Linked DNA regions of Homo sapiens: regions 2, 3 and 4 are each linked to region 1. A link is a contact called in ENCODE Hi-C or POLR2A ChIA-PET data. All regions are on one chromosome and are shown on one strand. The core of a region is the stretch at or near the end of the contact, and the rest is flanking DNA. Distances in the headings are between cores, read along the strand shown. Region 1 holds the start of SLC2A5 (solute carrier family 2 member 5). Region 2 overlaps RERE (arginine-glutamic acid dipeptide repeats). Region 3 holds the start of RERE-AS1 (RERE antisense RNA 1). Region 4 overlaps RERE (arginine-glutamic acid dipeptide repeats).

Region 1 (4,360 bases), core at 621-3,120:
AGGTAGAGCCAGGGACGCGGCTAAACATCTTATAACACACAAGACAGCCCCTACAACGAAGCGTTAGCCAGTGCCAAATGGAAATCACGCGGAGGTGGAGAAACCAGCCTAAAGAATGATTGAAAAGTAGTAACATTTACGATGGCCGGGCGCGGTGGCTCACACCTGTAACCCCAGCACTTTGGGAGGCCGAGGCGGGCGGATCACCTGAGGTCAGGAGTTCTAGACCAGCCTGGCCAACATGGTGAAACCCCATCTCTACTAAAAATACAAAAATTAGCCGGGTGTGGTGGTGCATGCCTGTAATCCCAGCTACTTGGGAGGCTGAGGTGGGAGGATCGCTTGAGCCCAGAAGGTGGAGGTTGCAGTGAACCTTGATCGCACCACTGTACTTCAGCCTGGGTGACAGAGCAAGACTCTGTGTCAAAAAAAAAAAAAAAAAAAAGCGAGAGAGAGAGAAAGAAAAGTAGTAACATTTACGGGGAACTCACTCTGTGCCAGGTACTTTACATGCATTATCTCATTTAATTGCTCCAGCACCCTATGAGGCGGTATGGTTATTACTCCCATTTTACAAATGAGAAAACTGAGGCACTGAAGAGTTAAAGAACTTACCCAAGTCCCACAGCTAGAATAGGATGGAGCAGGAATGAATCCTGGGGGCTTCTACTTCCCAGGCCCACTCTTTTTTTTTTTTTTTTTTTGAGATGAAGTTTCGCTCTTGTTGACCAGGCTGGAGTGCAATGGCGTGATCTCAGCTCATTGCAGCCTCTGTTTCCCAGGTTCAAGTGATTCTCCTGCCTCAGCCTCCTGAGTAGCTGGGATTACAGGCACCTGCCACCACGCCTGGCTAATTTTTGTATTTTTAGTAGAGATGGGGTTTCACCATGTTGGCCAGGCTGGTCTCGAACTGCTGACCTCAGGTGATCCACCCACCTCAGCCTCCCAAGACCCACTCTTAATCTATGTGCTACAGAGCATGTTTCCAGTCTGCCTATGGTGAGGGTCTCACATCCATGCCTGAACAAATGCTGTTTTGCAAAAATGTGCACTATCCTTCCTCCACTCCAAATATAAGCAGATGCTATTGTGATGAATAAATGCAAATTCTTATAAAGTGTTAATAAGTCAGTGTTACTTTTCTGACATTATGCATTTTCCTCAATCAAGGGAATCTAGAAAGTAAACTGCAATTACGTTGCAGGAGTCCATGAAAATCTTTCCTCTCTAAAACAAGGGAGCCTCAGGATCTAAAAGGCAGGAAACCTACGTGACAGATCTGAACTAAATTCAAATCAAGCAACGCCTTTTCTGAGTTTATCTTGCTTTCATGCAGCTCAGCTATGTTACTTGCTGAAAAAATTAACTGCCCTGAAGCCAAAAGCAAAACGAAAGCAGAGCGAAACATCTCACCAACCATAGAAGGATTTTGCAGCTAACATGTTTGGTTCAAGTTGGGACAAATGAATCCTTTGGGTCTCTTCCATTCAGTTACAGATCCTGCTGTTAAAGGCTGTTCCAGTAGAATGATTTCCACAGAGCACTTGTCTCTAAACCTCTCTCCTCCCTATAAAAGACCACCTGCTGGACAAGACTTTCCCCCTCTCCCCACCATAATCCCTCCCAACACAGAGTTCCCTCTGCAACACCAGGAGCCCCCCAGCGACTCTCCAGGAAGGCTGCACAGGCCCTGGCAGCCAAGCCTGCTCTTGGCCCCTTTCCCTGAGCAACACACTCACCCCTTCCTTCATGCTCTGATCCTGTTGCTCCATGCTTGCTCTGGAAGGGCAGAGTGCCGCTCACCTCCTTTTAGCCAAAGTAACGCGTGCACTGAATGGAGAGAGAAGACATTCTGGGTGCACTTTGGCCATGCCAAATAACAGCCAATAGCATTTTTATAGCCAGATTAAGTCAGAATAACCCTTTCAGGAACCTGGTCTTCCTTTCACTTCTGCTTTTAAATGAAACGTCTGGGGTTTGGCTAAGTAAGTGGGTGCCCCCTGGGGACTGCAGGCCCAGCATTGTCCTGATGGAACAGTCTACGGTATTTCCCCATTGCTAAAGTCTCTACCAGTCAGGCTCATGGTGAATGACTGGAAGGGTTATTTCTGTCAGGAACGCATGGCAAACAACAGCTGTCCTCCACCCTACATGACACCAGGTAATCTGAGGGCAACAGATTGGGCCACTAGAGACCTCAAAGATGCTCTCCCTGCCAGGAAAACTACAGTCAAGTGTCTCTTGGTGGAGAGTCAGTTTTGCCCAAGTCACCGTGTAATACTGTTTGGGGAAAGTTTCTCATTTTCTGTTTTTTTTTTTTTTTTTTTTTTTTTTTGAGACGGAGTTTCGCTCTTGTCCCAGGCTGGAGTGCAGTGGCATGATCTCAGCTCACTACAACCTCCGCCTCCCGAGTTCAAGCGATTCTCCTGCTTCCACCTCCTGAGTAGCTGGGATTACAGGCGTGCACTACCACGCTCGGCTAATTTTTATATTTTTAGTAGACACGGGGTTTTGCCATGTTGGCCAGGCTGGTCTCGAACTCCTGACCTCAAGTGATCCACCCTCCTTGGCCTCCCAAAGTGCTGGGATTACAGGCGTGAGCCATCGTGTCCGGCCTCTTATTTTCCATTTTAAGGAGCTCAGAATGACCTAGGGATGTTACTTTCTGTGTATTCATCACTACTGGGAAGGTGGTAAATACCTCGAACCCCTTTCCAGGCAGGGCAGGGAAAATGAGTCACACCTGCTGGTCCGGGTCCGGCCATCTCAAGGCCAGGCCACTGTCAGCCCCCCATGTTTGGCACTCATTCAGCTGCCACAGGGCACACCAGCGCAAGTGGCCAAAATCCAAAGTCTCACAAGTCCCACAGGTTTTCATCTTTACAGAACATACTCCCAGTTCTATTTGCTGTGGCGTAAATCCAGTTACTTTAGTGATTGATTCTGAATCTCATGCATCTTTAAACAAGCAGAGACTGGGAGCCTGTGTTAGGCACTGTTCCTTGCATTAGCAGCAAATCCCCAGGGTTGCTCAGGGTGGGAGACTGTGAGAAGCCTAGCAGCGTGGCCGTCTGTGTGTGTGTGTGTGTTGGGGGGTCGGGGGGGTCCCTATTCACAAGGGAGAACTCAGCATTCCCTTTCACCAGCTACTGCCTGTCTTTTTCTTCTGCGTATCACTGTCCTAGCACACTGACTTGTGACTAACGCATAGCAAGACCAGAGGTTTCCAATTATTTCAAAGATCTAGAAAAAGTTTCCAAAGAAAATGCACTTTAATTGCAGGGGTAGGGTGGGGAGAGGAAATCAACGATGGGGGAGTGAGGAGACGGGTACAGGTGTGCAATCCAACACAAAGAAGAATCCGGCCGGGCGCGGTGGCTCACGCCTGTAATCCCAGCACCTGGGGAAGCCAAGGTGGGTGGATCACCTGAGGTCAGGAGTTCGAGACCAGTCTGACCAACATGGTGAAACCCTGTCTTTACCGAAAATACAAAAATTAGCCAGGCATGGTGGCAGACGCCTGTAATCCCAGCTACTTGGGAGGCTGAGGCAGGAGAATAGCTGGAACCCGGGAGGCGGAGGTTGCAGCGCACCTAGATCACACCACTGCACTCCAGCCTGGGCGACAGAGCGAGACTCATCTCCGTCCCCCATCCTCCCCCCAAAAATAATCGTCCAAAGTTTGTAGTCATCAGTCATGTCAAGTGCATGACACCTGCTTCTATCTAGGCCCAGATCTTCCACTTCTCCCTGCCTTTGGGCGAGGGGGTAACTAAAACCGGGGGTCGCTGGGGGGGACGCGGACACTCCCAGTCCCCGCCTTGACGGCCCAGCCCGGGGAAGCGGGGACAGTGAGCCAGGCCCTCAGGCCCAGAGGGGATCATCCCGGGAGCTGCGGGCCGCAGTACCCGGTTCCTGCCAGTGACAGGGCGTCGCAAGCACAGCCATGGCGTCACCAACGCTCGACCCGTGCTTCCGCCCTGGAGGGAGCCGAGCGCGGGGACGGGGGCGTGGCGGGAGGCCGTCATGACGCCAGGCTGCGGGCCGCTCAGCCAGTCCCTCTGCCTGGCGGGCCTGCGGGCTCCGGGTGGGTCCTGTCCCTGCCCAGGACCCCTCTGCCTCAGCCCGGATCCCCCTCGGCCTCTGCCTCAGCCCGGGTCCCCCTCGGCCTCTGCCTCAGCCCGGGTCCCCCTCAGCCTCGGTCCCCCTCTGCCTCAGCCCAGATCCCCCCCAGCCTCAGCCCGGGTTCCCCTCCGCCTTTGCCCGAGTCCCCCTCAGCCTCACCCGGGTCCCCTTCAGCTTCTGCCAGAGTCCCCCTCAGCCTCGCCCGGGTCCTGCTTCTGGCCAGGGACCCCCCAAC
Region 2 (4,360 bases), core at 1,045-3,544, 670 kb before region 1:
TAAGGGGAGAGAAACTGTATTACTCATTTTTATATCCTCAGCATCTATCTAAAATGTCTTTCCCATAGAAACTCAAACGTCTGTTGAGTGGTTGAGTGAGTAAATAAATGTAAATAAAATAAAAAAGAAAACATATTTTAAGGGCCAAACAGCCCAAAGGCATTCCATGAGGGAAGTTTGTTACTAAACTTTCAGATAAGGTGTCTAGTATTTCCTGTAATAAGATATTGTATATTCCCCTTCTCCTGCCCACAGAATAAATCAAGTACAAAGAAACTAAAAATAATAATACCAAAGAATGAGCAATTTCCGGGTCGGGTGCAGTGGCTCATGCTTGTAATCTGAGCACTTTGGGAAGCCGAGGCGGGTGGATCACAAGGTCAGGAGTTCAAGACCGGCCTCGCCAATATGGTGAAACCCCATCTCTACTAAAAATATAAAAAATTAGCCGGGCGTGGTGGCACACGCCTGTAGTCCCAGCTACTCGGGAGGCTGAGGCAGGAGAATAGCTTGAACCCGGGAGGCAGAGGTTGCAGTGAGCTGAGATCACGCCACTACACTCCAGCCTGAGCAACAGAGTGAGGCTCTGTCTCAAAAAAAAAAAAAAAAGAATGAACAATTTCCTCTTTGGTCTTGTCTGCATAAAAAAGGAACCTCTCCTGCTCAGCTATGCAGGCACCTGGAGACATTTGAAGCTGGAGGTAGGAAAAAAAAAAGGTGAAGGTGAGCTTGACCTAGAAGGGCAACTGTGAACAAGGTGCTTTGAGGAAGCAATGTCAAACCTGTGTGGACCTTTTTGTAAACAGGTTAATTTCCTAAATTCTTTTGTGGGAATATAAGACATCCGTGTTTCTAAAACGGGAGAGGAGAGGAAACAAAAACCAAAACCAAAACCACCACCATGCACTGAAGGCCTGCAGTGGGGGCACAGGAGGAAGTATGAGAGGTTCCATGCCTGAGTTGTGATGTTTGCAGAGAATTAGCCAGTGAGAGTGCCCAAGGAACACGGGAGCACAAATCTGAGAAGGAACACTCGAACGAGGACCAATTCTATTATTATTATTCTGCTCTGTAAGGCATAGGTGACACCACCCCTCTCTCTGTGCTTAAAGGACAGCCATTCCATTAACTACCCACCTTGAATGGATTCCAGAGAAAGACTTTGTTCCCCAAGAAATATTAGCAAAAGCCTTCAAGCCAGGGCTAAGAGCCTTAGTGACAAGTGAGAAGGCACAGAACAACTGAGCAGAGATCATCTCTTGAAAACCTATGCTAATTATCCTGTTTCTACCATCAGGAAAGTGGGAGGGGGGAAGGGCTGCTGTGCTATCACTTGGGGTCCATTCTGGGGTCAAATTTGAATCCCAGCTTCTAGAGCTGAATTCAATGTGGAGTTTGTTGTCCATGCCAAAATTCAAAGGCTGATCAAGTTGAAGAACGTGACATGGACATAATGTGAAGTACATGAAAACTCACATACAAAGTACCTGCCCTCCTGGAACCAGTCCCCAGTTATCACAGAGCCGAGAGGAAACCAGTCCCCTATTATCAAATCCTCTTACTCTTGACTAGAGTGATGGAATTTGGGAAGAATGCAGCAGACTTCTAAAGACTGCTCAGCTACAAGCAGGATCTTCATCTCCTTTTCAGCTGTGGATAACAACGGAAGCAGTCAGCCGTCTAATAAATCAAGTTTAATTTTAACAGCATGAAGTATTGCCCGCTTTGTAATTATACTTCCAAAGGTAAAACCCAACTCGAATTAACTTAAAAAAATTGTTATTGAGGTAAAATTCACATAACATAAAATTAATCATTTTAAAGTTTACAATTCAGAGGCAGTTAATACATCTACAATGCGTGCAGCCCTCAGATCTAATTCCAAAACGCTTTCATCATCCCCCAAAGGAGACCCCTCCCCCTCATTAAGCAGTCAAAGTGAACTTTTTCCACAATGGCATTCTTTGTGATATATCATGCTTTCTCCACAGTATCAGTTTATTCACTTTCAACAGCATCTTTGCATTTTAAAGGTAAGGGAAAACTCAAAGGACCATGAGAACTAACACTCACAAATGTGCTTTCCAGTCTACCACGTGACTGTATACACATCTGGTGAGACAGTTATCTCAGGCAAAATGTACTGTGTGTCTTCCCTGGGAGGAGAAACAGGAGCTGATTCTAATGGAATGTTTACTATGTGACAGATACTGAGTCAGAAACAGCACAGCAGCTAAGACTGGGTGCTCTGCAACCACACTGCCCAAGTTCCAGTTCCAATTCAGTGTGAACTCTGTGTTCTTTGGGCAAGTCATCATAATCTCTCTGCCTCCTTTCTCTTCACACGTATTGTGATGGCAACACCACCACTTGCCTCATGGAGATGCTATGAAGGTTAAGTAAGTTCAAGTGCTTAGAACAGTGCCTAGTGCATAATAAGAGCTCAATCACTGCTGCCTTATTCGACTTTCACTACGACTCTGAGGGAGGTTCTATTTGTGCCCCCATTTCATTACTGAGGAACTTAAATTTTACAGCATCTAAGAGACTTACCCCAAACCCCCAGAGAATAAGTGGGATAGCTGGGATTTGAACTCAATTCTGAGTTCTGTTGGCTTAGCAACCATTCTGTAAAATGTACCAAGGAACAAAACCTTTCTGATCCCAGTTACCAAACTCATGTTGAGCAAAATCACACTCACACAGGAAAAAAAAAAAAAAACACATGAAACTGTCACCAAAATGGCAATAACCCAACTGTGCTACAGTTTTATTTCCTGCTGGCTTCTCAGTTCTCTAAGCCTTGAGGATCCACGCGCCTTAGACCATTATTACCTCCTCCCCCATATGCAGTAAGTTCCTGACTCTTCTGATCTTTCCTGTTCTTACTGGGCACCATCCCCCAAGACCTTCTGCTATTTGTACTTTCTGATTTCAGGCTCTTTATTCTCTGATACACACTGTTGCCAGAATAATCTTCAAAAAGATTGACTGCAACTTTCAACTTTAATTCAATCATACAAATATTTCTTGAGCATCTAGGTGCAAGGCACCATGATGAAGATAATGTGAGTAAGACAGTCCTTGCCTTCAGGAGCTCAATCCAAAAAGGGAGGTGTAAGATAGAATTTCATAAGACAATGCAGAGCCAGAGAAAGGCCCTAAGAGAGGCATGATGTTCTACAGGGGTATTCAAAGGACAGAGTTATATCCTCCTCAGATTAGAGAAAGATTAATGAAGGAAATTAAGTTTAAAAATGTAGAGCATTTCCACATGGAGTAACAGAAGGGCAGGCATTCTGGGCAGAACACTGCAGGAAGAAATGGCAGACAGGAAGCCTGAGTGTTTGGCAAGGGCCAGAGGTGCAGAAAGAAAAGCAGTAGGGAAGGGGCTTGGAGAAGCTGATTTGGACCACAGTATAAAAGGTCTTGACTCTCAGGCAAGGGGGTTAGTACTGAGTGTGGCTGATGAAATCTCCATAGCTTTGCTCTCCTGTGTGCTTTGCTCAGGGTTGGTTCTCACCATCTCCCCATCACTCAAGGCCTAGTTCAAGTCTCAGCTTCTTCCTGACGTGTGTCTTGACCGCCCCAGTGTAAAATAAGATCCTCTTCTATTAACAACGACCATCTCTACAATTTATTTGGCAATTAATCACGTAGTGCTTCTAACATCTGTTATCAGTCTTAAATGATTTTTCCTTTTTCTTATTATTTATCATGCGTATTTATGTTTTGACTCCCCAGTGAAGTATTCACTGAACTCTAGTGTGGGGGAGGAGTCTTCCCCAACTCTGGAAGATCACCAGAAAATACGCAGCCTAAAAACAGATTTTGTCAGGTGACTCTGATGACCAGTTGGGTATGCAATCCACTACACCCATGGAATCTGGCACAGGGCCTTGCTATACATCGAAAAATTTGCTATTTTTACAGGTATCTGTGATTTTCACTTCATATCTCAACAACAAACAGGTGCATCAATGTGCGCGGCCACTAGGAGTACATGAGAGTACCTGCTTTTCAACAACCTCACTTCTACTTAGAACTGATAAACTTTTTTGTAAATATAACGGGTGTGAAGTAATATGTGTATTTTAATTTGCATTTCCCTGTTAGTGAGGCTGCAAAACTTTGCAGACTTTTCAGATTTTCTCAGCTAAAACTACCTGTTCTCATCTTTCACCCATTTTTCTATTGAACTGCTTGTGTCTATTATAGATTTCTACAAGTTCTTCATGCATTCTAGATACTAATCCAGTTATGTTATAAATATCTTCTCTCAGTCTGTCACTTTTTTCTCACTTTATGGTTTCCTATAAAACACAGACTTTTTAAGTCTTAATATAGATAAATATATTAT
Region 3 (4,360 bases), core at 1,363-3,862, 640 kb before region 1:
GAATCCCTTCCCCGCATTCTCTTCATATAATTTCACTCTGTATTTTCCTCAGCAAATCCTTCTACCTCACGTTTATCGGGCACATTTGTCAGCTCTGACCCCCAGCTTTGTGAAATACTAAGTAGTTTTTTGTAAAGCTCCATTTAAGCAATTTATAAGATCCCCTTGTACATCTGTCCAGTGGAAAGTGCAAACTCTCAGGGATAGAATATTAAAGAGTTAAAACTCCTCTTCAAAACAGAGCAACATTGAAAAATGGAAAAAATCCCCCAGAACTCAAAGTATAATAAGCCACAAACCTCTGGTTTGGTTGATGATTTCTGCCAATTACCAAATTCAAACTAGTGATAAAATGCTATTTCCTATTCCAGCCACTATGTTTAAAATTTGATGTTAACTCTCCAACAATCCTTCCCCCACAACTAACCCTCTGTTCCCAAAGACCTTTCTGTTCTCAGAGTTACAACAGAAGTCTATGTTCTCCAGGCGGATAAGCATAATCTGTCACTTTACTATCTAAAAATTATGAACTCAAATTAAAAGTCAAGGGAGTAAAACGGAGAGAATTCTGGAGGCCAGCCCGAGTCTGAGCACAGCGCAGGGTTAAAGGAAACCATTTCATAAGATCAAATGTGGAGAGGCAGCAGGAGCAAAGAGGAAAAAATCAAGTTACATAAAGTCCAATTGTACTCACTGTTTCCTTATTGGGAAGCAGCTCCTTTCTAATTCTGAAGAAGTTCTTCCCGTACTGCCTGAGTCCCTTAACGAAGCGTTTCTGTGATAAAAAGAAACAAATGGGATGTAAAAACCAAAAACAAAACAGGATGTCAGCAAAGCAAAGATATCTACAATCAGCAGAATAACAACCACAAAAAAAGTCTCGGCTAGGGAATACTGCCGAGGCTCGGAGAGTATGTCAGCAGCTCAGCTGGGACCCACTGGCCAGGGCAGGCCCCAGCTACCTTCATCAGAACCCCAATCCCACCCACCACGCAGGGCAGCGCGTTTAAGAGAAGGACGTCCTGCGTCTGAGGCTAAGAAGCAATCTGTCCCCCTCTTCCACCAGGCACACATTCTGGTGCACGAAGGTATAAATATGCTCCATGTTTTAATAAAACACAACTGCTTTCCCACCTGAGAACCAAGCTTCCCAGAAGTGTCGAGCAGAAAGGGGAAACAGAACCAAACCCGGTGACTCTTCTCCAGAAGGGAACCCTAGGGGGTTAAAAGGCCGCTTTCCTTAATCCAAAGAATTTGCCAGGAGGCACCGGAAGGCACCAGTATCACAGAAGCCCACCGGGAACACGAAAGCCAGCGGGCCTGCCCCACCGTCCGTCATTAAAAGCCACTCCGAGACACCAGAGAATAACCAGCACCCCTTCCGCCCTCCCGACGCCACTCGCCGCCCCCATCCATTTTCGCAGCAGACTCGTCCCTAACCCCAGCCCGGAGACTTTCACTTTGTCCCATGCCTCCCGAGCACCCCTCCCCGCCCCGGTGGGGGCAGCTCCTGGCTCCGAGCCCCCACCTCGGGGCTCCCAGCCTGGTCCCGGGCGGCCGACCCCAGCAGCCACAGGTAAGCGCCCGGGGTCCGGGGCGGCAAGAGGCCGTCGCCTGTCACTGGGCTCCGGCTCCACAAAGCGCAGGGCGGAGGCGGCCGCGGGTGGCTCGGCGTGTGACCGCGGCGGGGCCGCGCGGCGCGGGGCCCGGGGGGCGCGGGGCTGGGGCCGCCGCTGACGGGGGAGGAGGCAGGAGCGCGGCGCGCAGAGCCCGGCGCGGCCGCGGGCGGCTGCAAAAGGCGGCCTGGATTGCCGCCGCCCTCCTGTCCGCCAGCCGGGGCCCCGCGCCCCGGCCCCGGCCCCGCCCCCGGCCCGACCCCCACCCCGAGGCCGGAGCCTCCAGGGCACCCGGCGCTGGAATCTGTGTCCTCCTTCCGGACAGGAGAACATCAAGGCGGTAAAGCACAGAAACTTCCTCCCTACCGCAGCAAGCGTGGGGAGAGGGCGCCCACAGGGCTGGGGCCCTTCCCAGGCTGCTGGGTCTCCAGCCCACGTTCCGGATGGACGAAGTCGGCTGCGCCCCGGCCGCACGCCCTCCGCCCCAACCCCGCCTCAGCTGCGAAACGGGGGGCTGGCCCCGACGCCCCCCGCGGTCCCTTCCGGCCCGCGATTGTGGGCGGCCTCTCCCTGGCGGCCCAGGCATTAGCCTGCACTTCCCCGGCCGCCGCTTCACAACTAAATCACCGCGGAAGCTTCCCAGCCAATAAATCACCTGCCCACCGGGCAGAGGGTCCCTCCCACTCCCTGTGTTTGAGACCCGCCAGGCGGATTCAGTGAAGGGCCAGACTTAGCCTTTTAAGACCAGTCTGCAACCTCCTACTCCAGTAGTGGAGGCTTTGCGTTTTTGAATTTCACCCTTGCTGAGATATGACTCATCATTGTCAATTTTCAATATAATTCATACAGTTCGAAGGGAAAATCTCTCAAGGCACAAGAAAGCAGCAAGCTCTCCTCTAGTGTGAGGAGTGACCTTTGTTACTTGACAAAAGTATCGTTTATATGATCAACAGGCATCCTACGCTGTGTGCACACAGCATATCACCGGGAGAGACGGCACGGAAAGATGGCCCTGCCCTCAAGGAGCTGCAGTCTGCCCAGGAAGGCAGACAGGTAAACAAACCAGTCCTAGGGCCTGCAAGAAAAGCAGCAGAGGAACAAAGGGTGGTGGGTGAAGCTAGGAAGAGGAAGCAACTTACTCTGCTTGCTGATGTCTTAGAGGAAGTGACAAGGAAGAGTGTGAGCCTGCCAGGTGGGCTCCAGCAGGGCTTCCAGCAGAAGTCAGCCAGGAAAAGGCACAGGGAACATTCTGGGAACTGCAAGGAGGACAGGGTGTGCAGAATGGAGTGCCAGCAGATAAGACGAAAGAGGCAGGCAAGGATCCGGTTGCAGAGAGCCCTTCAGGCCGCACGGAAGAGTTCCTAATTGTAGGCTGGCAGAAAGGCTGAAGCTGGAGCTTTCCATGAAAAGACTGGATGAGGACTGTGCCAGTGGCAGTGTGGCCTAAGTGTAGATTAGGGACAGACCAGTTAAAGAGGCTGCTGACACAGTTCAGGTATGAGATGAGGACCTCAACTACTGGCACACTCCACCTCAGTAATCAGAATTCCTGCCGCTTAATCCATTCTTCAAGTATTCAGGTATTTACTGAGCACCTAGCTGAGAGGGGTCTAGGAAGATAATAAAGGTTGCCATGGACCTTTACTGAACTGTGATTCATTTTTGCACGTAAGATAAGTATGTGTGAAGTCATTACAGAACATTCTGAGATGTCATCTGGCCAAGCATAAAGAAGTGAGGTGCAGCTCATCAGTGCAGCAAGGGACCCAAGAAGGCTAGACTGCAGTGGTCTGTAGTAGTTCAGAATGCCTTCGCCAAGGCAGTGACATCAGCGAGATCACAAGGGGTGGGCAACTATTGCAGGGGTGGGAGGTGGCTTGGTGACCGGGCCCTCCGTGAAGGTCAGAGGTGGAGAATGGGAGGTGGGTTACAGGGGACAGTCTACACAGACTTGGGGCGGGCAATCTGGAGTGAGCCAGGCTGTGGAACGCCAGGACCATGCAATCGGAACGTGGGCTTGATACCAAGTGACATCTAACAGGTCCAGTAAAAGAGGCCTACACAATAAAGGCAGCATGTGAGAAAGGCTGACTCTGGAACATCAGGGTAAGGTGGCAGAGTTGGACAAACAAATTCAGATCCTGTTTCTTCCATTTATTGTGATGCAATCCTTTGAACATCATCCATTCAACCAATAGTTACTAAGTACCTACTATATGCCAGGAGCCTCATATATATTAATTCGAAATCTTTACAACCTAAGAAGAAGTACAATTATTATCCCCATTTTACAGACAAGGAAGCTGAGGCACAGATAGGTAACTAGATCAACTCCTCAGAGACAAAGCCAGAATTCAAACTTAAGCCCCCTCAAATCCTCAGAGCCACACTCTGTAAAATGCAGGCAGGCGTCTACAGTGGTAACTATTTTCTGTTACCATTTTCTATGAGTCTGTACTTTCCTCTTCTCGGGTCCAATGTCAAATCATAAAGTCCTCAGTATTCTTCCTAAGAAGTGTCTTTCAGCCGGGCGCGGTGGCTCATGCCTGTAATCCTAGCACTTTGGGAGGCTGAGGCGGGCAGACCACAAGGCCAGGAGATCGAGACCATCCTGGCTAACACAGTGAAACCCCGTCTCTACTAAAAATACAAAAAATTAGCTGGGCATGGTGGTGGGCGCCTGTAGTCCCAGCTACTGGGGAGGCTGAGGCAGGAGAATGGCGTCAACCCGGGAGGCGCAGCTT
Region 4 (4,360 bases), core at 528-3,027, 590 kb before region 1:
TCATTAATATTACAGCAGTCATTAAACATCTCTGGATCTCAGGCAGTCTTATTAGCATAAACTCTGCGTATTACCACAAGGTTTCAAGTTTCTATTCTGGCTTCTCATCTTAGCTACCATTTTCTGTCTGCGTGATGTTGCAAATAAATTTTCCTTTTGGCATGGCTCAGCTGTCAGGCACCTCTGTTCTATAATGAACCCATGAATTACATCTCCCTGCTCTGACATCTCTGGTCTCACACATCAAAATATTGTTCTTCAATTGTAATTTATAACTTAATTTAAATGTCCCTTTTCCCGTGACCTTTTTAGATCAAATGGCATTGCATCTGGCAGTTTCTACTATGCCAAAGCATACTTTTCAAATATAGCCATTATAATAACTATATAAAAAGCCTACTTAAGTTAGACTGCATTCAGGCTAATTAAATAATTCCAGTCCATGAAGAACAATATTAGATATCAAAGTCTTTTGCTATGCAAAATATCTGTTTATACATCACAAGAAACTGTCAAAATAACTGAGAAAGGAAAAAAGTATTTGGAATAAATCTTAAAATTCTTCATATAGTTTTAATTAATTATTTCGACTATTAAGATAAGTGAGAAAGACCTTGCCGAAATATGTTCAAAACAAAATTTAAAAATTTCTTAGCCACGTGCAGTGGCTTACACCTGTAATCCCAGAACTTTGGGAGGCTGAAGTGGGCAGATCTCTTGAGGTCAGGAGTTCAAGACCAGCCTGGCCAACACGGTGAAACCCTGTCTCTACCAAAAACACAAAAATTAGCCGGGTGTGGTGGCGCGCACCTGTAATCCCAGCTACTTGGGAGGCTGAGGCAGGAGAATCGCTTAAACCTGGGAGGCGGAGGTTGCAGTTAGCCGAGACCGCGCCACTGCACGCCAGCCTGGGTGACAGAGCGAGATTCTGTCTTAAAAAAAAAAAAAAAAATTCTTGGCTGGGCGTGGTGGCTCACACCTGTAATCCCAGCACTTTGAGAGACCAAGGTGGGCAGGTCACTTGAGGTCAGGAGTTTGAGACCAGCCTGGCCAACATGGTGAAACCCTGTCTCTACTAAAAAGAAATACAAAAATTAGCCGGGCATGGTAGTGTGTGCCCATAATCTCAGCTACTCAGGAGGCTGAGGCAGAAGAATCTCTTGAACCCAGGAGGCGGAAGTTGCAGTGAGCCGAGATCACGCCACTGCACTCTAGCCTGGGCGAAAAGAGTGAGACTCTGTCTCAAGAGAAAAAAAAAAAAAGAAAAGAAAAATTTCTTATAACCATAATTCACAAATGTCAATACATTTTCATTTATACCTCCATCATCGATAACCTAGTGCCAAGTCAATATATATGAAACATGTAAATGTTAAAAAACTAGAATTGAAACTAAGAGCACAATATTTATTTTTATTTGGCCATTATCATTTCAAATAATGCTATTAGGTACCAGAGAGGCTAAAATTTGTCTGAATGGTCTTACGGGAGCAAAATTCAGGGATAATGGAAAAGACAAAGAATTTAACTGCAGAGGGTAGGGCTTGAGAGAAAGGTCTAGTTAATTTTCAGAAGGAAATATAGTTATTGAACCAATCTTCCCTCCCTCTTTCCATCACTTTCTGAAACTACAATGTTCCAGGAATTATGCGCCAGCCCTGGAGTCACATGGAAGAAAGGAGGGGGTCGCAACATTTGCTGAGCAGTGCACAGTGTGCTAGGAACTGTGTTAGGTCTTTATGATTTCATCATTCCACACACCTCTCTTCCACAGCCAGAGTACTAAAAATGAGGAAATGAAATCCAGAGGTTCAGTATGTTTCTCTAGGCCACTTCCCTAGCAAGTAGCAGCATGAGGATTCTAACATAAACCCATGTTCTAGGAAGATGTCCCTACCCTAGAATGTTGCTACTGGGGCAGTTTAGGACAGGCAATCTGGTGGGAGCAATGGGTACGGGGACTTTTTCCGCTGCAGTGACAAAGCAAGCACACTGTCTTTTCTTAACTTGGGGCTAGGGGATGAGGGTGGGTGGAGGAAAGGAGGGAGCCAGCAGCTCAGAAAAGAGGAAAGACACACATGTAAACAAACTAACAAAAAAATCCCCATCCATGAAAACACTCACAGTGCTAAATGAAAGCTGATGGGGATGACATTTGCTCAGTCTGGAAAATCTAAAATGCATTCACAGGGGAGGTTTTGAAAATCAACAACCAGTATAATATGATTAACTTGCCTATGCTTTATGAACAGCAACAACCACATAAAAAACACTATTCTAGGAGAAATAAGCAGTGCTATTATTGCAGTAAAAACAGGCTACACGAGGCAGGGCGGACCTGCGTCCTTCGCTTCTTTCGCTGTCACAGAAGAGGCTGAGGTAGGTCATTTTTGGAACTTTCCAGTATTCAACATTCCTTCACTTAACAAAGATTTTTTCAAAGGCAAAATATTATAGAATATTCTTCTAAAAAGGAATAAACAAATGGTAATAATGTTAATACATTAATTTAGAAAAATAAAAAAACAATAAAACCATTGAATTAAGCCACATTCCCCACGCCAAACACTAAATGAATGGCTCCTGCACAGGCTTCACTTACACTTTAGGGATTAAGGTTGTGCCTCTTAATTTTCAAGTCTCTGTGAAAGCTGAAGTTTATGCCACAGGTCTTTAAATGCAATTATGGATAATTAATCATTTACATAGTTAACATGTCTACAGCCTGACTTCTTTTTTTATAAATGCGAGATCAGCCACAGAATAGTAGAAAGGGAGGGTGCGGAGGGTGTAGGCTGCTTGCCGGGGCAGGAGGACTCCACAGACGCAGTCAATAATCTACTAAGAAGACTCAGCTTGAGGACCCACAATGAGTCTAACTCTGGCCACAGGGAGAAAAGCTCCTGGCACATTCGTGAACCTAGACTGTTTATGCTGCTTTTCTCAATAATTATTTGTCAGCTGAGAAAGACCTATGTCTGGCCACAAGTGGAAATGGTTCAGGACCACAAATGGAAACTAAAATATGTTTTCACTTACTCCTGGCATCCTCATAGCCTTGAAAACAGAAAAAAATTTGTGACATGAAACTGGGCAGAAGGCTGGAGGATGACATAAAAACCACAGGTCTAAGCATCTCACGTAGGCACTAGTGAACCTACTCATACATGCTAAATTGACCTAGAAAGTGTATGTGAAAGGCTTTCACACAAAAACACAAAATCAAGACCAGTTACATCAGTATTAAGAAACATTTACAGTAACTGCTTTAAATCCTACTTAGTAGAATTGAGGTACAGAAATAACTGCCCCCAATCCAAGGGCTCAGCAGTCTGAATCTCAGTGCTTTGTGATGAGTGATTCTAAGGTTATGCAAACAACAGTCCACCTAATATTTTTGGCAATGATAATGAAGTTATGGAACAACGAAGACCGAAGAGGCATACACTGATGCATATAAAGCTCCAGAGTTGGGAAAATATACAAGCGACTGTACTTTCTAAAAACTTCAGCCAAGAACACAGCTTTAGTAACTAAGAAATAAGCAAAAAGCCTCTGGGCAACCAAAACAGTGTCCCCAAAAGCCAAAGGCCCTGGAGAGCCAGGAAGCTCCCACTCTGAGCTTTAGACACTTAGTTACCTCACAATTCTAGCTTTCCCAATCTAATAACAGGTCTCAAAAGAAAAAATCAGAAAGACTGTATGATTTCAAAAGAGAAGAGCAGCAGCAGACAGCCTGACTGTGGGAGACACAAAAATTTAGCAACTATTATGCAAACCAAAGAGCTCAAACTCTAACAGTTGCACATTCTTTTGTTAACGGACACCAGTAATGATCACTCAGAGGCATCGAGTAAAGGTGGACTTGACTTGAGAAGATATGAAAATGTATTCCTCCTCATTTCTAAAATGGAAGAAAAAAAGTAAAGAAAGAAGAAAAGGAGGAGAAGAGCCAGTTTTCCTAAAAATGCTGGGATAACTAGTACTCCAAAGTGCTGCAGTGGCTGGAATACACAGCCCAACAAATACCAGGTGTGGGGAGAAGGCAGGCCACTCAACAAATAGGGGAGCAGGAAGGACAGGAGTGGGGCGCCCCAGTGTCATTACCTATGAACCCCAGAAAGTTGCTGGGTAAGGGGGAAACATCCAAGATTCTGGAGGACAGGGCTGGCCAGGACAACACAGGTTGTCAGAGTCCAGTGGGGCTGGGCTCTGGGCAGGGCTGTGGAACTGAAGCTAAAACAGACACCAGAGACTTGAAAAAGCTACAGCTTCAAGGATTGCCTGAGTTTATCCCAGGCCAGCTCAAAGACCAACCTTAAAACAACACAACTTGCCCACAAGGGTCACTAATGAGCAA

The links. A loop is a pair of places that touch in the nucleus more often than their neighbours do. ChIA-PET counts read pairs that join two places held with the same protein, here RNA polymerase II (POLR2A). Pooled maps may share reads with other maps.
Region 2: a loop to region 1 is called in a pooled map, with 6 times the contacts of the local background. The contact joins the enhancer-like site here to the promoter of SLC2A5 in region 1. A Hi-C loop is called at or near these places in 1 of 168 maps with a recorded cell type or tissue (gastrocnemius medialis) and 3 of 50 pooled maps. POLR2A ChIA-PET finds 5 or more read pairs at or near these places in 1 of 52 experiments (activated T-cell).
Region 3: a map with no recorded cell type shows a loop between it and region 1 (12-fold over the local background). The contact joins the promoter of RERE-AS1 here to the promoter of SLC2A5 in region 1. A Hi-C loop is called at or near these places in 1 of 168 maps with a recorded cell type or tissue (B cell), 17 of 37 single-sample maps with no recorded cell type and 4 of 50 pooled maps. POLR2A ChIA-PET finds 5 or more read pairs at or near these places in 1 of 52 experiments (GM12878).
Region 4: a loop to region 1 is called in a map with no recorded cell type, with 11 times the contacts of the local background. The contact joins the enhancer-like site here to the promoter of SLC2A5 in region 1. A Hi-C loop is called at or near these places in 5 of 37 single-sample maps with no recorded cell type and 3 of 50 pooled maps. POLR2A ChIA-PET finds 5 or more read pairs at or near these places in 1 of 52 experiments (naive thymus-derived CD4-positive, alpha-beta T cell).

The regions. Positions count from the first base shown.
Region 1 is chr1:9,067,765-9,072,124 of GRCh38, forward strand. SLC2A5 (solute carrier family 2 member 5) reads right to left here and starts at 1,871. Exons shown (of 12, transcript NM_003039.3): 1 at 1,740-1,871. The coding sequence starts at 1,772.
Region 2 is chr1:8,394,882-8,399,241 of GRCh38, forward strand. All of the region lies in intron 12 of RERE (arginine-glutamic acid dipeptide repeats), which reads right to left. Among named protein-coding and RNA genes, the nearest start is that of RERE-AS1, 28 kb to the right of the region's middle. RefSeq lists an enhancer at 848-1,047. Within about 2 kb of position 2,295, at least 21 of the 41 ENCODE cell types and tissues checked have a DNase peak (open chromatin) inside an H3K27ac peak, as active enhancers do; they include gastrocnemius medialis, where a contact is called at or near this core.
Region 3 is chr1:8,422,033-8,426,392 of GRCh38, forward strand. It overlaps RERE-AS1 (RERE antisense RNA 1), which reads left to right and starts at 2,613. Exons shown (of 4, transcript NR_125999.1): 1 at 2,613-2,669. RERE (arginine-glutamic acid dipeptide repeats) reads right to left here. Exons shown (of 23, transcript NM_001042681.2): 12 at 695-775. RefSeq lists silencers at 1,413-1,752, 2,063-2,202.
Region 4 is chr1:8,474,439-8,478,798 of GRCh38, forward strand. The region is part of intron 10 of RERE (arginine-glutamic acid dipeptide repeats); the gene reads right to left. Among named protein-coding and RNA genes, the nearest start is that of SNORD128, 18 kb to the right of the region's middle. Within about 2 kb of position 1,778, at least 3 of the 41 ENCODE cell types and tissues checked have a DNase peak (open chromatin) inside an H3K27ac peak, as active enhancers do.